2 separate regions of the Homo sapiens genome follow, and region 2 is linked to region 1. A link is an interaction called in ENCODE POLR2A ChIA-PET data of the cell type or tissue named here. Cell type or tissue: A673. All regions are shown on one strand. Each heading gives the region's core, and the rest is flanking DNA. Links, peaks and the distances in the headings are about the cores only.

Region 1 (11,539 bases), core at 1,463-9,462:
TCAGTAAAGATACATCGAGTAACCTCACTTTATAAAGGGTACTATCAAAACACTAAGGGAAATTTCAAAGTAGAGAAGAAGCAGTATTTGCCTTAGAAAAATGTGTAGTCTATTTAGGGAGACCAACCAACCTCACAGATAAGAAAAGCATATAATACTTGGAAGAACATAAAAAGAATAAGCAACTGAGATGAGGCAAATTGAGCCCATGTATGCTAAAGGGATATAAGGCAGAGGCAACAAAAATACAGATGAGATTAATCAGAGAAGTCTTCCTGGAAGAGGTGAACTTTAAATAGGATTTTGAAAAACGAACATTGGAGAGGAATTTTTAATGAGAGAAATAGTCTTCACATGAGACATGAAATGTAAAGTGCTGAGCAGAAAATAAGATTTTATTTTTTTAATTTTAATTTCATTTAATTTTGTTTTGAGATGGAGTTTTGCTCTCGTTGCCCAGGCTGGAGTGCAATGGCGCAATCTCGGCTCACAGCAACCTCCACTTCCTGGATTCAAACAATTCTTCTGCCTCTGCCTCCCAAGTAGCTGGGACTACAGGCATGCCCCACCACGCCTGGCTAATTTTGTACTTTTAGTAGAGACGGGGTTTCTCCATGTTGGTCAGGCTGGTCTTGAACTCCGGACCTCAGGTAATCGCCTGCCTCGGCCTCCCAAAGTGCTGGGATTACAGGCGTGAGCCACCATGCCCGGCCAAGATTTTATTCTGTAGCCTGGGTAAGTTTCACATTTAGAAATATAGAAGAAGCTCTTACATCTGCCATAGTTTGATTGGGTAATTAAAACTAGAGCTGAAAAAAGGAATTACAAAATATAAAGCACATATCCCTTAAGCATTTTCTTTTAACTTCAAACCTATAAACATACACCCGATGACAAATTTTCAACATAATGCCAGAATGTTTTCTTTGAGTTCGAGTCTCTCTTCTTTCTAATGACTCTTTTGCATTAACCACACCCACATGTATTATCCTCAGTTTCCAGGTTCAGTCCCTTGGAAGCAGAATCAGAACTCTAAGGCACTTGCTAAGCAATGTGGACACAATCTTCTACTCTGGCTTTTATTTTTCCCCCAAAACGTTTGCAGTTACATTACCTTTACAGAATTTGTTGGCAGGTTCTTTAGGGACATGCCTTCAGAAGAATCCACATCAATGCAATTTCCATGAAAACAGCTGTTTATTTTCATATTCATATTTAATTCGTTAGTTTATTTTAATCCAATTTTATAAATGCTGTAAATAAAATAGCCACATAAGCAGATTTAGGAACATACACAAGCGACTGCTAGAACGTAGACAACTCATTTTATGGGCATGGAAGTATACAGGCTTACTAATGAGAATCTGCTGAAGGAGAGAACTTAACATGTGGAATGTCTCATTACATGTATTTCAGATTTCAGTGATATAATAAGTCAGTTAAGTAAAGATCAGTTGATATAAAGATATCTATTGAAATAACTATTGTAATAAAATGATGAAGGCAGGCTCAAAGATGACCCTAGACTTAAAAGTCAGTTGAAAGCAACTCTAGAGCTTCCAGTCAAAATAGTTGGAGGTGATCATACTTCACCCATGACTCCAGTCTCTAGTGATGATAAATAAAATGCTAAAAAGAGAAAATTAAAACAGCTGCAATTAAAAAACAAGAAAAACATCTTTGTGGCCAGAAACATAAGAGAAATGCAAAAATGTGAATTAAGCCAGGCTGAAGCTACCAGCCTGAAGGGCTGAAGGCCAGAATTCTTTGGTAGATTTTACACTTTGAACATCTGGTTCAACATTACTGCAGCAGAAAACTTGGACTATGTCTACATGGCAAAAATTACAATGGATTGTGGTAGATTTACAATCTCCAGAATAAACCATTTCAAAGCAAATTCACAGGTTCAACCAGAAATTTGAACAATCCAATTAGAGGCATCATATTCGTGGCTTTGGCTCATTACTGGAAACAGCCAACAGGTGCTATTTTTATTTTTGAACAAGAGCTCATCACAGATAACCATTGCACAGTTACCACGAATGACCTCAATCTATGGGATCTTTCTTACCCACATCAGTCTCTGGAGTGACGCCTATAGCATAGTTCCTGAAACCAACCTCATTCATGCTGCAGACCCAGGAACACACTAGCTACACCTGTGGCCCTGGGGATATTCCAATAAAGATCAATGGGAAGAGGGTCCTTCTGTAACAGGAGTGACTTGAGGGCTTTCTTTAAAATTTCAAGATGGTCTATCAAAGGGGCATCCTGGAGTTTATTATCAATGAAAATATTTTTTAGCAGAGGAAAGATGAGTAAAATAACAGTTGTGACCCAACTCTAAAAGAAGAAAACATACAACTGTATGTAAATTCAAGGTAACGTGATATTAATATAAAGTTATAGGAAATATGAGTTTTAAACTGTAACATTTTATATTGAACTTGTAGCCACCATGAACAAACCTTCTGAGGGGTGACTAAGGAGTCATTGGGAACATATGGGCTAACTCCTCTTGTGCATAGTTAGAAATGGTCTTTGTCCTACTTGGCCCCTCTCTGCTCTTCATTCAGTGAAGATATGTTGAATATTTAGTCTGAGTCAGAGTCTGTATTGGGTTTAGGGAGGGCACAGGTGGATAAGACCCTGTAAATGTTCTGAGGTTATTTTGCATTTTGCTTTTCTTCTTGGCAAGGAACCATTTGATGAAATAAATAAAGATACAAAGAGGTAAAGAATCACTATTTCTTGCTTTTTGTAAAGTGTCGCCATATTAACATGGCAAAAGAAATACAGTAATAGTATTATTATATATAAACTATCTATCTTGCAAATAAACAATTACATGATGAGTCAAGCCTTTTAAGAAGGGGATCACTACTGGGTGCGGTGGCTCACACCTGTAATCCCAGCACTTTGGGAGGCTGAGGCGGGCAGATCACGAGGTCAGGAGATCAAGACCATCCTGGCTAACATGGTGAAACCCTGTCTCTACTAAAAATACAAAAAAAATTAGCCAGGCATGGTGGCGGGGGCCTGTAGTCCCAGCTACTGCTGCTGAGGCAGCAGAATGACGTGAACTCAGGAGGTGGAGGTTGCAGTGAGCTGAGACTGCACCACTGCACTCCAGCCTGGGTGACAGAGCGAGACTCCGTCTCAAAAAGAAAAAAAAAGGGACCACAAAGCTGTGTTTATACAAAAAGAGATTTCTTTAAAAGTAAAAACCAAGTCCGCAAACATATATAGAACTGTATAAGATCACACAAATGCTGCTCAATATAGGTAGAATATAGACATGGCTAAGACAAGGTTTCTGTCCTCACAGAATGTGAAGCCTACTAGTTGAAACAAGAGAAAAGCATGGGATCAGAGGGACAACCCTCTGCTTGTACTTAACTCTTGCTTGTTAGTCCTGTAGTACCATTTGGTGAAGACAAGTGACGGAGTCTTGTTCTGTTGCCCAGGCTGAAGTGCAGTGGCATGATCTTGGCTCACTGTAACCTCCGGCTCCCGGGCTCAAGCGACTCTCCTGTCTCAGCCTCCTGAGTAGCTGAGATTACAGGTGTTTGCCACCACACCAGGCTAATTTTTGTATTTTAATAGAGACAGGTTTCACCATGTTGGCCAGGCTGGTCTCAAACCCCTAATCTCAGGTAATCCGCCCCCCTTGGCCTCCCAAAGTGCTGGGATTACAGGCATGAGCCACCACCTGGTCCTAATTTTTGTCCCTCAAAATGATCCAGGGAACTTCCCTTTGTGCCTGTCCTGATGAGGACAATATCTCAGCCATCTGGCACTTACAGCTTTGATGCAACTAAGTGGTTCTAAGCTGATCCTCTATTTCCAAGGACATAGTAGATTGTGATTCCCTATGGTCGAGGAGGTATGATCCTGGTTTCTTCATGCCTCAGCTCGTCTGGGAAGAGTTGTGGGCAAAGGTTTCTAGCAGAGCTTCTGATTCATCTTGATAATTCATTAACTCAGATGGCACATATGGAAAGTACAGGAGGATGTGAGACGATAGTGCCTCCCATGACGAGGGAAGATGGGCACAAGCACTATGATTGGTCTCTAACTCCTATGCCCTGGCTCATAGTTGATTTTGAAACCGGCCAGTGCTGGCCTTCCTCAAGGGGTCATACTCTTTCACTTTGAGATCAGGCTTCTGGTATTTCCACATGTGGCACTGCCAGGGGCCTGGTACAACACAGTAGTAGTAGTAGTAATAATAATTTATTGATTGTTTTCTATGGGTCAGGCAATGAGCTATATGCTTTACCAGTTTTAACTCATAAGGCATAAGGACCCTGAGTTAAATATTAAAATCACCCCATTTTGTAAGATAATAAAAATTGAAGCTTTGAGGTTAGCTAATGCCCAGATTGAAGCTAGAGAGGTCAGCTAGTGGCCCAGATTGACATATCAAGGAATAAGACTGGCACTCAGACTCTGCTATGTCTGATTCCAGATGCAGGTCTCTAGCATGCTGAGAAATTTTAGCACACATTCAATTTCTCATAACAATTGTTCATTGTTCTCAAAAGCATCTCTGTATATCTCATGACCCAAATTCAAGCTCCTGCTTCCACAAAGCACATGCACATATATACAGATTCACACACATAGAGTGTTTTTCCACGATCTCATTTACAATGGGCTCCGTTATTGCTTATACCCAGTTTAATTTTTGGCTGGGCCTTTAAATACTTTTTAAATGTTAAGAATTCCAGGGACCTTCACAAAGACCAAAGTAGCAGGGTTTAAGTTTTCCCACAAATCAGAATAGGCAACTGCCAGCTTTCACACGAGGTCCTCCCAACCCAGTGACAACAGTTGTATTAAAGGAATAGAAAAGCCCAAACATTGTATGCATGTTTAGTAGTGCATAAGAGCTACTTTAAAACAGATTTGGAAAAAAAGGGCAAATTCAAAATATTTGCTGCATTTCTAGCGCCTATTCACTAGGCAGTCTCATGTTGTTTTGAGCTCAGAAGCTTGGTTCTTTCCCCACTTCACCTTTCTCTTTTCCCTGAAACATCTTTATCTGCTTCCCACTCTTCCATCTGTCAGAAGTTCCTGTTTGCCTTTGAAAGGATTTCTCGGCAAGCTGACCTCTGTGGATTTCATCAGCCCTGCATGCTTGCACATGCTGTGACTCATTTTCACTAATCTGTGCAATGAGCAGTGAGCAGGGGCCAGCAGAGGCCCTGCAGCCTGCAAAGGACTAATCAGCTACCAACTGTGGCATATGAGGATGTCTGAGTGGAGAGCTCCAAACGCCTACACGCCTCATGCCCAGAAGCTCCTCCTTCTGTGTCCCCCACCCTTATTTTTTGCTCTTGAATAAGAGGCATGAAAGCAAACATCTCTAGCCCGGAGTAAGGCTCACACTGCCAAAACCATATAGAGGAGTGTGTAGTTATTTTCCCATTTATCTATTTCAGAATTAACATTTGATTACTAAAGTTTTTTTTTTTTTTTTTTTTTTTTTTTTTTTGTAAGAAAAAGAAATATGTTTCCTCTAGTCCTGGCAGATCATTTGTTGTTTTTTCTCACTCCTCCTGCTTCTCTCAAGTGTATTTGCAAAATGAACGAAGGCTGATTTCTAGCAGAGGATATTTCATGGCTTAGTTTCTCATGAAGATGATAAATCAGACTAGGTGACTGAATAATTACATTCATGGAGCTGGACTGTAATTTTTTTTTTTTTTTTTTTTACCATAGAACTCATAAGGCAGCGTTCTGACTCATTATATACAACAGTTTTCATAACTCATGCAAATATTGCATCCAACTTTTGGATAGAGGGGTAGTTTTAGGAATTTTCATCAATACTTAATAACACAATTTACACTACAAACAGAACATTGTAATAAAGAATTCAAGAGCAGATAAGTGCCATTAAGTCAAGTAAGGGGCTTCATAGACCTGGTTTCCATTTACAATACCTTGTCTCAAGACACATGAATATACATGTTGGTATAGTCATAGTAGACATTATGCTCTTTCATTGTACTGTGAAGGCAACATGGTCTTTGCTCTGGGAACTGAGAGTACCGAATTCCATTTTAATTTCCATAACCAAATTGCTATGTGAATTTGTAAAAATTCATTTCTTTTTGTTTTAACAGAGAAAAGCACCACCTGGCCTCTGCTTTCCCTGAGATTATTTTTCATAGCCTGCTTTGACTTTGACAGAGAAATGTATCTGTGTGTTCATACGCATCTGAACTCAAAGCGTACAGGTCCAGAGGTTCTTCCTTGCTTTTTATATCTGCTTACTCCCCCAAGAAAAAGACTCATGTACATTAGAACTACAGCAATAAAGAATTTTTTTTAAAAAAAACAAGAATTATCAAGAATTATATAATAAATTTGGAACTGGGAAATGATAACTGTAACTGAATCCCAAGTCAAGGACATCTGCTCCAACCAGGCATAAAATTTAGCCTTCTGCTTCCAAGGAGTTAAGATAAGAAATAGGATGAGCTACCTAGCACTTATTATGTTAGCAAGGAATTTTGACAGGGGTTGAATAATAATTTGAGCACAGGATTTAGTCTAAAAGCCTAAATTCAAAATAAGTTTTAACACTAACTAGTTGTGCAGCATTGGGCAAGTCATTTAATTTCTCTGGGCTTTAATTTTCTTCTCTGTAAAATAGATTTGATAATGCATACCTCACAGAGTGTTTACAAGAATTAAATATATGTGTAACATATGTAAAACCATAGGACAATGCCTGGGATAGTGTGATATAATATATCAATAAGTTTTGATGCCATTAGGTTCAAGGGGCTCAACATCTGGTAGAAGAGATAAAATATCTACACAGATAACCATAATTTAAGGTAAAATGACTTATATATCCTCAAAGTGGTGAAGATAAGAGGTAACAGGAAAAGCTTCCAACTGGGGGTAGGGACTTGGGGGAATCAATTATTGCACCATGGGGAAGGTCTGAAGGGTGGAATTAAAAGAAAGCTAAGCAGAAGGAGACATCATAAGCTACATTTGCCCAGGGTCTTCACGAAGCAGACACCAATATGACATTAAATGTATGAGCATTCAGTTAGTGGAATGCCTGTGAGCAAAAATGTGGAGTTAGAGGCGGGTGCTGGGAGAAATGTCAGACCTTAATCCAAGACTGGCTTCAGGGAAGGAGAGGGGAAAAGTCCTAGATAGGCGTGCAGTCTAATGAAAGTTCCGCAAGGCCATCGGGGAGTCCTGGAGCCAAGGTTGGCTGTTAGCAGAATCCATATCTCCTAGGCATGGACCTGTCTTAGTATTTTTACCTGCTCAGGCATTGGCTGGCAGTTACCTATGGGAAGTGTGACCTCTGGGAACACCTGGTGCCAGGTTTCAGAGGGCAATAGCTGGAGGCCTTGGTCATTTCCCCTTTCACTAGTAGAAGTTCTGCCAGGCACGTTCTTATAGCCATTTAATAAGCACAGGGGCTAGAATGGGTTGTTTTAGCCAGAATTAAACATCCTACAGGCCAGTTGGGCTTAGACACAGAGCCAAGAACATTTATCTGTGTTTTGTTTATTTGCAAATGCAATAGGGGTAAGGGATGGCAATGAAGGATGCAGTGGCAACGACGCTGCCCCTGCAAACACTGTCATTGTGGGTGTTGGCCCACACTGAGGCAGCCCATCCTTGTGCTTCACTGCACGGGCCCTGCTGCGTGTGGCTCCATCATGCTCCCAGTGGCTTCCCCTTATCAGAATAACTCAAAGTCAGCTTATAGATGTGACCACATCCCCAGAGGTAAGTTGCCTTCTAGGACACCAAAAATCCTTTGTGAAGAGTAACCCAGAAAGGGCAGTGGGCAGTAAATTCCAAAGCATATCCCTATCTGATAATTATATGTGCTCATCTCTAGCACTCAGTCAAGGAAATTTAAGGGAAGCCTTGTTATTCCATTTTACTGATATTAAGGTTGAGGTGCATTAAAGTTGTAATTTTCCCAAGGTCATGCTTATACTCTGCTAGTGAAACAAATGGAAAGAAAACAGAACATGAACTTGGAGGAACTCAGATTCAACCCTGGATTTGCCCATTACTAGTTTTGTGACCTTGTATTAGTACCATAAACTTTTTGAGTCCCAACATGTTCAAGTTTAAAATATGAACAATAATACCAACTTCATGAAATTGTTGTCAGGTTTAAATGAATAATGTTGAAAGTGCCTAGTTCCACACCTAGTCTAAAGGAGAAATTCAGTAAATGCTCATTTATTTCTTCTAATTATATGACTAACTGATTAGTTCAGGTAACAGTTACATCAGGACAGGCAAAGGTAAGAAGAAAAATCAGAAATAATTTTAGATAAAGTTGGGATCTCATTATTCCAGGAATATGAGAAACTATTGTGTGGTTAACAATAAAGATTTGTGCGCTCAACAAACCTAGTTCAAAATTCAGGTCTGCCACTTACTAGCTCTGCATCATTGGAGAAGTCGCTTAACTCCCTGAAACCTGTTTCTTCATCTGTAACCTGTGCATAATGAGAGTAGCACCCTCATAGTGTTGTTTTGTAAGAATTAAATAAAGTAATTTTTTATAAAGTACTAAGAATAGTGCCTAAGCTCTAATACTCAGAATAGTGGTAAGCACTTAATAAGTGCCATTATTGTCTAAAAACTATATTAGTATTTTAAGGATTATTATTTTTATTATTTAGTAGTTGTCCTAGGGCTCCCTGGGGATAGGTAGGAAAGGAGTGGGGCTGGGGAGCTCTTTCAGGCACCATTTCCTGATCAAATCCATAGAATATGCACAACCTTAAAAAATTGAAAGTGGTAGAGAAGGTTGTTAAGAGCAAACAAACAATCAATGAATATATACCCATAAAATTAATCCTGGGGAAGTTGTATACACAGCCTGAGTTGTTTTTATATTGATATTCTTTTATTTTTTTGGCTTCCCTGAGTCTGTTTGCAGTCGTCCCTCCTTTACCTGTTGTTTCACTTTCCACAGTTTCAGTTACCTACAGTCGGCCACAGTCCAAAAATATGAAATGGAAAATCTCAGAAATAAACAATTACTAAGATTTAAATCTTGTGCCCTTCTGGGTAGTGTCATGAAATCCTGTGCTTTCCAGCTCCATCCTGCCCAGCTCCATCCTGCCCAGGACTTGAATCCTCCCTTTGTTCAGTGTATTCACGCTGCAGGCACTACCCACCTGTTAGTCACTTAGTAGCTGTCTGGCCATCAGATCAAAAAAACGTAGTATACTTAGTATATATAGGCTTTGGTGTCAAGCGTCCACTGGGGGTTTTGGAACATATCTCTTGTGAATAAGGGGGAGACTCCTGTACTTATTTATATCTCTTACGGTCAGGAAGCTTTCAAGGATATATAAAATCCACCACTGTATAAATTAAAATTAAATGTAAAAGAGAAAAGGAGATAGGAGGAGGCATAATGGAGATGCAGGAATGAAGATAAACATGATGGCATAAAGATTTAGACACTTGCCACAAATGGGTTAGACATTTGGCTCCAGATTTTCTAGGAGGTAGAACTTAATCAGTTATAAAATCTTACCAATAAAAATCTGCCATTTGCTTAGGAGCAACACAATGATTATCTGGTACAAAACTCATCAGATACAAATCTGCCATTTCAGTAAGCATAAGGATTATTTGGTGCAAAAGTAAGTAATGTTTTTTTTCTGCGGGTCCAAATAAGGTACCTATGGTGAACAAATGCATGAAACAAATGTCTTAGCATCATCTGTTCCACAGACACAGTGAATTCTATAAAGCTGTTCATGTTCTTAGAAGCAACTTAGCTTCTCTCCCTCAGTTTTCTCGTATGTAAAATGGGAATAGTATTCGTCTCTACTTTATAGAACTGTTGTGAGACTACATTAGTTAATGCATATATAAAGTGCCTAGAATAGTGTCTGGCACATATTAAGCATCATATAAAGGTTGACTGTTGCTATTATTAGGAGCCACCTTAAGGAGACTTTGACATTTCACCAAAGCAAAATACATTGTTCTTTGTGAAGGTATTTCTTCCACATTTCACATTCTACTTTCTGCCTAGAGGAGAAATGAACTCTGGAGAAAAAAAAAAGACATCACTGAAATGCTTTGACCCACTTATTCCATTTCTAGGAATCCACTCACTCACCCCTAAAAAAGAATCTAAAATACACAAAACTTTAATGTACTTAGAGGTTAACTATTGAGGTTACGGTAAAAGATAAAGCTGGATGCAAATCAACTTTCAATGCAAACCTTCAACATAAAGTAATGATTAAGTAACTTACCCTATGTCAACTGACTGCATAACCATTTAAGTCATTATTGTAGAAAAAAATAGCAACATAGAAAACCCGAAGTGTCTTAACTCTCCACCCAGTTGTTTAGGCTGGAAATTTGGGAGTCACCCTTTAGTTCTTCACTTTCCTCTCTCTGTGTATGTAACTCATTAGTGAGTATTATTAGTTCTGCCTCCAAGATTTATTTCAAATATATTCACTTCCATTTTACTCCTTGCCACTTTTCTATCCAAAAAGACTATTCCAACTATTTTCTCCTAATGCCCTCTCCCAGCAGCCAGAGTGAGCTTCAATAAACATAATTCATTTTCTATCACTCCCTACTTAAAACACTTCAATTGTTTTTTCACAAGCTCTTTTAGATGATCTTTATATACTGTCTCTCTTAGTTATTCCCATAGTAATACTGACCGACAAACTACCCCAAAACTCAGTGGCTTAAAGTGATAATTATTTAATCTTATTTAAGAATCTGGAAATCAGTTGGAAGGGGCTGATCTCAGTGGGGCTTAGCTGGACTTGATGCCAAGCTGCATGTTGGATCCATGTCTGCTACACATCCCTCATTGTCCTGCTACCAGTGGACAATCTAGTATATGGTCTTTCACCACAGTAACACAAGAGCAATAGAGTGAGCCCAACTGTGTGAGCACATTTTAAACCTCTTCTTCTATTATATTTGCTTAAGTCCCCTTAACTAAAGACATAGCTGAGCCCAAACTAAAGGGTTAGCAAAGTGTACTCAGCCACCATGAAACCAAAACAAGTCACATGGCCAGGTCCAACATCAGTGAAGTGGCCAAGTATATTCATTTCATGAAATTGGGTAGGAAAGAGGGAGTGAATATTTGCCTAAAAGTAATCCACCACATATGCCTTTCCACCCCCATTTGAATTGCTCACCTTGAACCAGCCTCACCGGTTTTTTTGTTTGTTTGTTTTCAGTTCTTCAAACAGGACAAGCTCTTTCATACCTCAAGACATTTGAAAATGTAATTCCATCAAGCTCTAAGTCTTTGCAGAGCTGTTCTTCCTAATTTTAACTTAAATATCGATTCCTCAGGTCTTTTGTGAAGACATTAGTAGGTGATAACCTCCTGTGATTCTCTCAGCATCTTGTTTCTTCATAGCATTTATATCAGTTTGTTATATTTTTTTACTAGCTTTGGAATCTGTCTTCCCTACTAGACTGAGTTTTTCTTCCATTTTTCATATCGTTTGCAATTTTGGCTCCT
Region 2 (11,539 bases), core at 1,236-9,235, 55 kb before region 1:
TATATATAAACTATTATATTTAAATATATGCTATTTATACTATCTACATATATACTTTATATATATGCATATGAATGTGTGCACATACGTGTGTATATATATAGTAATGTACGCTATTATACATGTGTATGTGTTTATATATATCTAGGTATATATAGATATAATGAGTGTAAGATACACTGTTCTGTATTCTGCTTATTTCACTTAGGACTATATTGTGAACATCCTTACATGCCAGTAAATATAGTTTAACCTCATTTTTTAAAGGCTGTTATCTCATTGTAATGAGGTTCATTAATTTATTTAAAACCATGTATATATTGGTATTTGATTTTGGCTCTTATATTTGCTATTGCAGACAATCCTTTGATGAAAGTATCTTGTGGCACTTCCCCCAACTTATTCAATCAGTTGTTTTTGTATAGAGTAGGCAATATTTAATTATCCATTGACCTTAACTATTGCTTGACCCTTTCAAAATAAGAGCACAGGGTGAAGCGTTTTTTTTTTGTTTTTTGTTTTTTGTTTTTTAAGACAGAGTCTCGCTCTTGTTGCCCAGGCTGGAGTGCAGTGGCGCCATCTCGGCTCACTGCAACCTCCACCTCCCGGGTTCAAGTGATTCTCCTGCCTCAGCCTTCCGAGTAAACTGGACTACAGGCGCCCACCACCAGGCCCGGCTAATTTTGTATTTTTAGTAGAGACGAGGTTTGGTCATGTTGGCCAGGCTGGTCTCAAACTCCTGACCTCAGGTGATCGCCCGCCTTGGCCTCCCAAAGTGGTGGGATTACAGGCGTGAGCCACCGCGCCCGGCAGGGTGAAGCGTTTTAGATCCAAGCTCTGTCAGTATTATTTCCTTTCACATATTGTAATGAACTGTGACAGAAATGCCCTTTAAAGTGTATTACCTTCCAAGGCCTCATCTCTAAAAGTAAAAACAACCTTAAACCCTCTTTCCCATTTAAATCTCCTTTATGTTGTTCCCTTGGCCACCAATACATTCCTTATTGTCCCTGCTCTCTTCCGTGGTTGTTGGGTCTAAATGCTCAGTCTCTCCATTTACCATACTGTTTTCCTCCTTGCATATCCTCTTTACCTCCAGTTGCTAAGTCATTAGTGAAGAGACCAATTTACATATTGATATTTCATTTGCCTTTCTGATTGTTATTTTCAGGGCAACTTCTGGAGTTAAAAAATAAAATTTAAATGCTCATAAGAGATATAAATTTGTTACCTCAAGCGGTTGCCCAGGTACCAGGAAAAAAACAAAAACAAACAGAAGAAAACTCATGTAACTAGTTATTAGAGCCTGCATAGTTAATTGGATTTGGATTTGTAGGAAATTTCAGAAAAGTGCCTGCTACTAAATTACTTTGAACATTAGGGGTCCGAATCAAAGCTGCTGTCCACTCTTCCCAGTGAAAACCTCCCTAAGCTGTACTGCATTGGAGGGGAAAAACTACATGTTAAACCATTACCGAGACGGATTCTCTAATGCAATTTTCACTAATTTCTTTGCTGCTGGCCATGAAAATAACTGGAACTCAATTCTTTCACAATCATGCTTAAAATCTCAAATCAGAACAAATGTAAGGAGTTACAGAAATGTTATAATAAATGCTATTTTATTTTACTTATGGCAATAATGACTGTGCTTTTAACAAGTGCAGCAGTCACACTACCCTCAACCAGAAAGAAAAAGAGATCATTTTATTCCATTTGGCTTGCCCTGTTGAAAGCATTTGATATGCACATTCTTGTTCAAAAGGTGTTGCTTTTCTAAGGCATTCACTTGGTGTGTGAAGATCAGAATTGCAAACAGGTCAAATGTGAAGCACATCTTTCTCTTCCTCCATTCTCAAAATTTGCTTATTAGGTTGTAGCCTGGTTTACATTTACATTTTTGTTAGTAAGTGCTGAGTTGTTTACAAGCAATGTTGCCGTGCGAACCTTGAAAATAGCTCTGATGGGGAATTTTGAAAGTGCCAAGCTAAAGCTCAGAATGTGGAAATCAAGTTTGTAACATCTTGGCTGTTAAGCACCGCTTGTTGAAGGCAAGTCAGTGACTTCCTTAGAAGTATGTGTATGTTGAAGTAAGTGGGATTTGTCATTTGTCAGCGGAGAAAGAAATTCTCCCATGCCAGATTCTGTTTGCTCCCCTCCCCACCAAAGCCACACAAGCCTGGTTACTCACATGACTACAGTTAGTAGGTCACTGGTGACTCCCTGGAAAATTCTAAATACATAGCTCAGATTCTGGACCTATACTGTGGACATCTGGAAGTGCCATTTCTAGGAGACTGTCCTCATTAGCCAGAGTTTTATGCCAATTCATTCCTGGACAGTAGAAGTCAGCCCAGAGACAGGTGAGACTGTGCATCTTGGATGATCAGGTATTGATTATATTAATGATGCCTTTGGAAGGCAGATACTACTGTGTGGATACCCTGCTCAGGCCTTGGCATCCCCTGGAACTGGGCCAGCATCCTGGCTTCTCGCTTACTAGGTAGGTGACCTTGGTTTAAGTTATTTAGCCTGTTTTTTTTCTGAAGTTTCTTCACTTGTAAAATGCTGATAACCACTTCTAACTCATAGATTTATTATAAGAATTAAATCAGATAATAAATGTAAACCAGTCAGTGGCTTAGTGCCAAGCATTGATAAGCATAATATAAATAGTAGTTCTTTTCATTTCATTAATTGCCATACCCTCATATTTTCTAACTTTTTTTATTAAAATCCACAGTTGTGGGACAACCTGTTCCCTTAGTCACATTTCAATGTGAGCAGGCACCTATATGTTTGAATTGAAGGTTGTGGTAAAATTACTTTATATTTCTATGTTCAAATATTTTAAAGGTATGTTAGTAGGAAGCTTATCTTTGTATTTACCATACAAGCCTTCTTCAGATAGTGCTTTTTGTCTTTTGACTTGGGACTTATAAGTAGAAAATATAAAAACAAGGTAAATATTAGATGGTATGCAAGCCACAACAAAGAACATCTCACTTAGCTGAGAACTCCTTTCCTCATTAAGGAAAACATGGCATGCTGTGTTGGACTGGGAAATACCGTTGGTAGTGGTGCTTCTCTCTATGGGGGAAGGACTGCAAAACTGTCCATGTTTAGACACTCAGGAGTGCTTTGCAGGCAAGCTAAGACCTTTTCCAAGAGAAAGGGTGGTGGTGGTCAGGGGAAGTAATATTTATTGAATGCCTACTAAATGCCAGGATCAAGGTACTATTAATAGTTTTTTTCATTTAACTATCTCAGCGTTATACCTATTATGTTTGTTATCATTATCTCCATTTTATAAATACGGAAAATGAGGCTAACATTTTTGTTCATGGATCTACTGCAAGTGAATAAGAGAATACAAATTTGAATCCAGATGTGCTAGCTTTGAAATATATTCTCCTCCAGAGTGTTGATCTTGGCTCACAGATGGAAAGAAAGCTGCAGAACAAATTGTTAAAATCTGGTAATTCAGGCACAAAGACAAAAACCAATTTTAAATTTCTATTCAAAATACCTTAGATGAAGTAAAGAAGGCAGGAAACATAATATTTCTTAGGATAATCATGTAGCTAGCAAGGGTATGTGGGCTCTTCTTTGATGCCAAGTTGACGTGAATTCTAAACTCTTTACCAAGGGAATCTATTAGGATATTTAGGGAAGCTTTTTCAAAACACTTAAGCTTGGAACCTGTTCCTGAAAATCCTGATTTTCCCACCCAGGAGAAATAATTATGCTGTTGGGCAGTTAACTAGACATTACAGAAAAGACAAAGCTTTCTTTAGTACAGATCAAGGTCCTGATGGAGCTTGAAGGCATAAAGGTGCAATTCCAAATACCTCAACTGCTGTAGATGAAGGGGCAGCATTTGCTCTAGATCCTCATCACAGCATTTCCTGGTATTCTTTCAGGTAGGTGACCAAAGCTCAGCCTGCAGTTCCTCTGACCAGGCTTCCAGCTCAGGTCCTGCCCATAGAGGTGGTCCACCTGATGCAGCTGGCCAACTTCTGTCTCCTACCACAATAAGCTCTAGTGAACCCCTGAGCCCAGTAGCCTCTTCATCCAAGCAAGCTCTCACCAGCTTGCTTCTGTGACTCACGAAAAGGAGGAAGGAAAGAAATGGCCCACCAAAGAGAGATGGTGATGGAGTCCACTGTTGGGGAAAACAGTCTTATATCTTTCTTTTCATTTTAATCTTCAGTATCTTCTCAGTTAATTATTCTCCATTGAGTCATATCATTGGAGTAGACTTTCATCAATCAAGACATAGTTCATTCATCACTATAATAAACTTTAAGCTTCTTATTTTATGAGTCTCGTTTTAGCCAGATTACCTTGGTGTAGATTTTAATCAATGAAGATAAAGCTTATTCATTCTTTGGGCAAAAATGTTTGAGAACTTAAAATGTGCCTGACATGGTTCTTGGTGCTGGCCATACGCAGCTGAACAAGACAGATGATATTCTGTACTTATGGAGCTTGCCCAGTGGTGAGCAAGGCAGAGTGAGAGTAATTTATTTCAAGTACTACAAACACCAAGGAAAGGAACTGCAGGATGCTTGTGCAGCAGAAAGAGCTGAGGGGTCAGGGAAAGCTCTGTGGAAGGAGTGTTTAAACAAATGGAGAAACCACCTTCTTCTCATTTTCTTAACCTGTTCACTAATAAGCTGCACAGCTCATAGCATGAACCTGTAACAAAGGCAGCATGGTTCTTGTGGTGATCCTGTATGTACTGACTATAATAGACAGATATTTAGAGATAGAAATAGATGAGAAACTAAACAGGCGTATAAGGTTCTGGCCTCATTACCTCAAGCCAACAAAGTAATACTAATGTCAGAATATTTTAGCTTAAGTAGAGTAAATCATTGGGATTTACTTTAATAATTGCAATATAACAAAGTATGCATTGTTGGCTGCCTTTAGATAATTTAGTTCTTGCGTTTTCCTTCCCTGCCTCTGTATCTCTTTTCCCTCCCTTTGCAGCAGTGTTTCTTTTAGGAATGGTCTTCAGACCTGCCTCAGATTCCAGTTGGGTGGATGCTAAAAATGTTGTTTCTTAGCCTCTACCACAGACTTACCAAATATATTTAGGGTTGGAACTATCTGTGTTTTTTAACAAGATCTTTCCTGCACACTAAAGTTTGAGAAACAGAACTTGATAGTCATATCTTTCTACTGTTGCCTCATTAACATAGTCATCATCTCCTCAACTGGCTGATAAAGATGCTATCTAAGAACTGCACACCGCCTTTGTGATCAGCTTCCTGCCTCCAGGCTGCACACTTGGTAAGGTGACAGATTAAAACCGTGCTAAACTGCTCATGCTGTACTGCCTCTATTTATAATGAGCATCTATATTTATAATGGCACCTTTACTGATCGTATATTTACCTCCTCTCTCTCCCACCTGGGGATCCATCTCTCACATAAAACATGCACAGTCTCTTGTTAGGCTTTTCATTTTATATTCTGCTTTTCCCATTTTGCTCTTCTTTTTTTCTCTCTTGGTCTTGCCTAGGACTGAGCATGTATATGTTTGCATGTGAATACAGAAATGGGTGTCATCTCTGTATGTATGTATTTCTAAGTGTGTAGACATGATGGAGGTGACCCATAGGTAACCAAGCCCTCTGTTTTCTTTCTGCCTTGGGTAAGGCATTCACAGACATGCACTATCTCCTAGAAGGGATCATTAAATAGGTCAGACCTTCTATGGAGTTGGTGAACAGTGGTGATAGTGATGAGTCACTGATGGATGGGAGAGGCTATCATGGCTGAGGAGGCAGGCACTAAAAGGGCATCTCTGCTTCCATATTTTCCATGTTCTAAACTTGGCTGAGGAGCTTGTCAGGGCGTGCAGAGGTGAGGGAGCCATAGTTCATGGTGTTAATATCCCAATCACCACTCATTAATTCAGCCAACATTTATTGAGTCCCTACTATATATCAGAATCCGTGGACTCACAAAGGTAAGTAAGACATAGTCCCTGTTTTCCAGAAGTATTGTTTGAGAGTGAACTCCACACGCAAGCAATGAATTCTCAAGAAAGAATGTTGTGGGATCTCAGAGGTAGCCATGATTTTTTGGAAAGATCAGGGACGGCTTCTCTGAGGAAATGACTTTCAAGTGGGCTTTGATGAGTATGTTGTAAAGTTCCAGGTAGACAAGAGTGTGAGAGTCGCTGCTTATAGGACATGAGGTATGGACACCTACAGAGGTAATGTTCATCAAGAATGCATACCTGCTTATGGATATGAAAGGATGAGACACTATGCTGGAAGTGAGTCTCCTCCTCCATTTGACACAGTCTTGTTTGTGTTGCCCTATTTCAGTCTTTAGCTGTGACAAAAGCATCAAGGTCACAGTAGTACAGGACATGAGTTTAATTTCTGATTCTGTCACGAATCTCACTGGCAAATTCTACTTGCATTTAATTTCACAGTATACTCTACCACATCTCAGGCCACAGTGAAAAAGGGTCACCATAGGAAAATCTGGATAAATGTTACCTCAATAGTCCAAACCTTGGGCAGCCCATATTATTTGGTTAAATTTTCTTGAGTTAACACCTATGAACATTGCCCTGATCAACGATCATATATTTGTGTGTGTGTGCCTCAAAAGGGCAGGCTTTAAGGAAATAATAGATATATATGCAAAGATATATATGGAAGTAGATTCAGCATTATTTAGAATAGTGAAAAATCAGAAACTAATAAATTATGAACAGCTTACTTAAGTAAATATTGTATATTCATATGATAGAATGGGATGCAATAAATATATTTTTAGTCTTAATTATATAGGGAAATGTTAACAGTATATCTTGGGAAAAACATGTATAGTGTTATGTGCCTATAAAATATATACAGTGTTATATCATTTTTTCAAACAAAGCATAGACATATGCATAAACATGTGGGTGTGGAGACAGAATTATTTAAAGAAATGCAACAAAACAAAATAACAGTATCTTTGGATGGTGTAATTACAAGTGGTTTTTATTATCCTCTTTATACTTTTCTACATTGTCAAAAATTTCTTTAATGCAAATACAGTTTGCAAATAAAAAGACTGAGGGGTAAATATAAACAGAAGCCAAAAATAGATCTGTGGTAAACATTTCTGTCCCTTGCCATTATGAGAAGAGACAGCATAGAAAAACATGCAAACAGCCAATAACCTATGTTTGTAGTTACTTAGTGTGTTTACAGTTCTCGTATTGCATCAGCAGAAACCTAATGGAGTGATGGCTGAGTCATTTACATGGTCTTGGAATGAAGAGCTCAGTAAAACAGTCCTGCCTGTTTCCTAAAACCATGTACAAGTTTGGCACAAAACTCACCTCTCTTTGTCTCTTTATTATTATTCTTCCAATGTGTTAGGGTTTGGAATGAGAAGTGCTGAGTCTGTTTCTAATTAGTTTACTTATCTGAAGAATGAGCGTAAATGGCATTAATGCACCTAACAAGACATCTTTGGTAATTCTACTTTTCCTTAACTAATAGCACTACAGCATGCGGCAGTGCCAACAAACACTGCCCGCTTGTTTACATAATAACTGAGCTTGAATTGGTTTGTGCATATTTATGTGACCTTGAGTGGAGATCAGAAAATGCTTGCACAATTGAAGAAATACTCAGGTTTCCACTCTAGCCTTGCACATGTCGGCCAAGGCAGGCTGCTGAAATGTTGAGTCTGAACAGTGAGTCCGTGAAAGAAAGGGTTCCTGTCCCTGACAGCTTATCTTTAAGTTCAAGGTTTTCACCTAATTGTCTGTTGGTGTTGTTGCTCTGGTTATACATAACCAGAAGGAACTTGGGAACATGTCCCTAGGTGGCACAAAACGGGGGAGATGACAGTTTTTCTTTTACCATGCAAGCTGTGTTTCCCCACTTTGGGATGTAACTCAAGATGATTTTCTAAGTCCACTTAAGCTTTAAATCAAAAACAACACTTCACTCTGGAATCTAGCTGTGGCTGTGGGATCATTTTTTCTTAAGGAGTGATATGGGTGAGAGAGGCATGCCTGGCCGTGATCTTAAGAGCCTTATCTGCCAGATTAGCCTTTAGGGCTGTTCACAAGATAATCATGCTTTTTGAATAAAGGATTGTGATGGCAGATTAAGACCCTAAATGGGAGGGTCCTGAATCACAGAACAGATCTGCATATGTGCACAATATAGTGCCCTAAACATAGGCACCATTCAGCCACAGGCGCAAGTAGACAGTCATTTATCTAGTGTTACCACCCCCAACAACTAGTGCCCATCTATGGAGCTGGAAAGACAAAAAACAGAGAAAGTCACAGCTCAACAGAATCAAACAAGAACTTATTGTAACCTAAGATAATTAGATAATAGTAAGATAAGAACTTGTTACATGGAAGCTGTCACTTTCATCGTTGTGTATTGTTTTTACTGGGAGGAATTTGTGAGCGAGGTGAAAGAGTGAGTTTGGCCACCTTTGATTATTCTTTATGACTCTTAAATTTCACGATTTAAAATGACCTCTGTTCAAATCTACAGTGCTTATTCTGGCTAGATAAGTCATGATTAACAGATTACAATTTAATGAGTGAATATTTGTTGTTTGTAATAGTGCACATTGTTGTGAAGTGTATATCATAATGTAAAATAGAATAATTGATCAAAACCTAAAGAAAAATGGGTTAAAAACTTGAAGAAAAATTGTATGGACCATAAATGATGTAAGTTGAGGCATGCTAACATAGTTCCCCTTTAGTGAACATAGCTGTGTAGTTCAGATCAAAAGGCCATACAAAACACCCCACTGTCCATTTTGTAAGGGCTTATTTGAGTATCTAGATGACAATAATGTCATTAGTCCCAGACCCAGAAGTACCACCTAGAATTTGATGGCAGGTATCAACATGTAATGGGATATTGGGAAGTGAATTTGATGGCATACATCATTCACTCAGTCAGTCAGCAAAGATTGATTTAGTACCTCCTCTTGCCAGGCACTATTCTAGTTGCTGGAGACCATCAGGAAACAAAACAGACAAAACCCTTAATATCATGGACATTACATTTTAACTGGGGGAAGGCAAACAATAAATAAGTAAACATATCCATGTGTGCTGAGGTGTTATGATAGGTATATTGATTTTCATCCACAGTTCCTGGCTTACAACTCCCGTAGTCCTTGTTATAATGTTGTGGTATGCGGGAAACATAATCTCTCTCTGACCTTTTCCTGTCCTCCTTTCACCTGCCGAAGGCAATCTAATCTGATTGTGGGTCAAAAAACCCTCATTCCAGAGATATTTCTGCTGCATACTCTAGAGGAAGGAATGCTAACCAGAGAGGCCAAGAAAGATCTGAACAGTTAGGTCTTGTTGGGTTAAATCATGCACTTTTTATTTTATCACATTTCTACGTGGTTGTCAATTTGCCTGTGTAATAAATTCTCCATAAAATGACGAGAGTACTGGATTTGCAGAGCTTCCAGATAGCTGAACATGTGGAGGTTCCTGGAGGGTGGTGCACCCAGGGAGGGCATGGAAACTCCACGCCCCTTCCCACATAGATTGCCCTACACATCTCTTCATCTGTATCCTTTGTAAAATCCTTTATATTAAACCACTAAATGTGTTTCCCTGAGTTCTGTGAGCCACTCCAGCAAATTAATCAAACCCAAAGTGGGGTTTATGGGAACCCCCATTTAAAGCCTGTCAGTCAGAATTTCTGGGGCCCAGACTTATGACTAGTGTCTGGGAGGAGGGAGAACAGTCTTAAGGACTGAGCCCTCAACCCATGGGATCTGACACTGTCTCCAGGTAGATAGTGTCAGATTGAATTCAAGGACACCTGGCTATTGTCTACTGCTTAGTATTTGGGAAAATCCTCCACACATTTGGTCACAGAAGTCTTCTGTGTTGATTACTGTTATTTTGTTGTGAGAACACAGGAGAAACATGGTTTGAGTTTTTCCTACACAATTGGTGTCAAAAGTGGGATTTGCTAGAAGGGCCCTGGCCCACAGAAACATGTGGTTTGGAAAGAAAAAGGATGAAAGAATGGAGGATGAGGAATTTAATTGCTGGGTGGCTACCTGGTCACCCATGGTACAAAACTGTAGTTACACTCCATTCCATTACTAAAGGTAAAAGTTACCAGTGGAATTAAGGGATGATGGTAGTCTCAATTCTTAAGGAATTGCCTTATTGGATATGCAAGAGAATTCAAAATAATAAGAACCATGCTAAATACACTATCCCTTGGTTATTGCTATCTGTAATAGGTAAAATGAAAGTAAAAGAGACTTCCGAGTCAGGCCTTGAGGCTGTACTAAGGTCAGATGTGTGTCTCTCTGAGCTCAGGCCTCTAGCCTGAAATCTACCCACAAAGGCGAAAATTATGTCAAGGCAACAGAAAGTACCTCAAAGACCTTTTTTTTGGTCACCAAGAAGTTAGTCAGTATGGGGGAAGGGCAAAACCAAGAAACTATTGAAACTAGAGGGTATAGTGTAAAGGAATTATCTCGTTTTGTGGATGGGTATCATAAACTCCCTGAGGAACCTGTTTTAAAATAGACTGTGAGAGTAACTAATTTAAGAGCAATGTCTTTGGTTTTAAATGCTGCAGAGAAGAACATGTTTGGGTTGATGCAGAATCCACATCTGTGAACAATCACAGATGGATATATATGATCCAGATACAAAAGAGTTTGTTCCCAAGGAAGCAGCCAGTGTAGTGAACTGAATAAAAGCCACTGTAAAGTCAGTTTACAGTGAGAGGAGGGACTGCCCAACTCTCCCTATAAATGCCAAGTGGAGCACCTCAGATGAAGCAGCTGATATGCTTCCTATGCAAGCCATGTTGGACTGGCCTTATGATGACTAGGATATTTGCCCCCTGAATATGTCTGTTACCCAGATTATGGTAAATTCTGTGATTAAGGAAGTGCCTTCTACATGGGTGCCCCACACGATGTTATTCCTGCAGAAATGAACAACAGTTCAAGAAGCCTTACCTGATTTGTGGTCTCAACTTCCACATATGGGTCTCACTGATACTAAGGACAGTAAAGGGATTAAAAATAAAATAGGAAGAGAAAAAGGGGAGAGTCATAGGACTCATCCAAGCAGGGTAGAAATATTTAACTGGTTAGTAAGAAATGGCATGAATAAAATGGAAATTGATGGGGTTAAGACGGAGCTCTTACTACAACACTGTGGAAGGTCAAGTGGACCGGATGGAGCCTGTGATGTTCCCCCAGCATAAAAGGGCCTTGAACCAGTTTGCCATATTCCCTCCAGTATGGAGAAACTTAAAAAGTCAGAAGGCAGAGATTACAAAGAGAAATCTGATCTGACATTGCCTGAGGCATATTAATCAAAATACAGATTGGCAAAAGGGCTAGTGTCCTTCGGCTCAACCCCTGGCTGGGCACCTAAAGCTTTTTGCACAAGAAAGAGAAGTTCCTGGAACTGGAACAGAAAAATGTAAAGGTTTATGTGATTATGAAGTTGGTATATTTCAGCATGGTTTGTGTGAAG

What was found. ChIA-PET counts read pairs that join two places held together with the same protein. Peaks named below come from ENCODE experiments on the same cell type or tissue, not always from the same donor. Only the 100,000 strongest peaks of a DNase experiment are listed, where the experiment ranks them.
Region 2: POLR2A ChIA-PET joins it to region 1 with 14 read pairs; 3 of 35 experiments call an interaction of 5 or more read pairs at or near these places.

Annotation. Positions count from the first base shown.
Region 1 is chr15:47,379,343-47,390,881 of GRCh38, forward strand. It overlaps a transcript of SEMA6D not described here. Among named protein-coding and RNA genes, the nearest start is that of SEMA6D, 330 kb to the right of the region's middle. In A673, for the core only: no CTCF peak of the experiment used is centred there; a DNase peak (open chromatin) is centred at 5,219; H3K27ac peaks cover 793 bases.
Region 2 is chr15:47,324,660-47,336,198 of GRCh38, forward strand. It overlaps a transcript of SEMA6D not described here. Among named protein-coding and RNA genes, the nearest start is that of SEMA6D, 390 kb to the right of the region's middle. In A673, for the core only: no CTCF peak of the experiment used is centred there; no DNase peak of the experiment used is centred there; H3K27ac peaks cover 609 bases.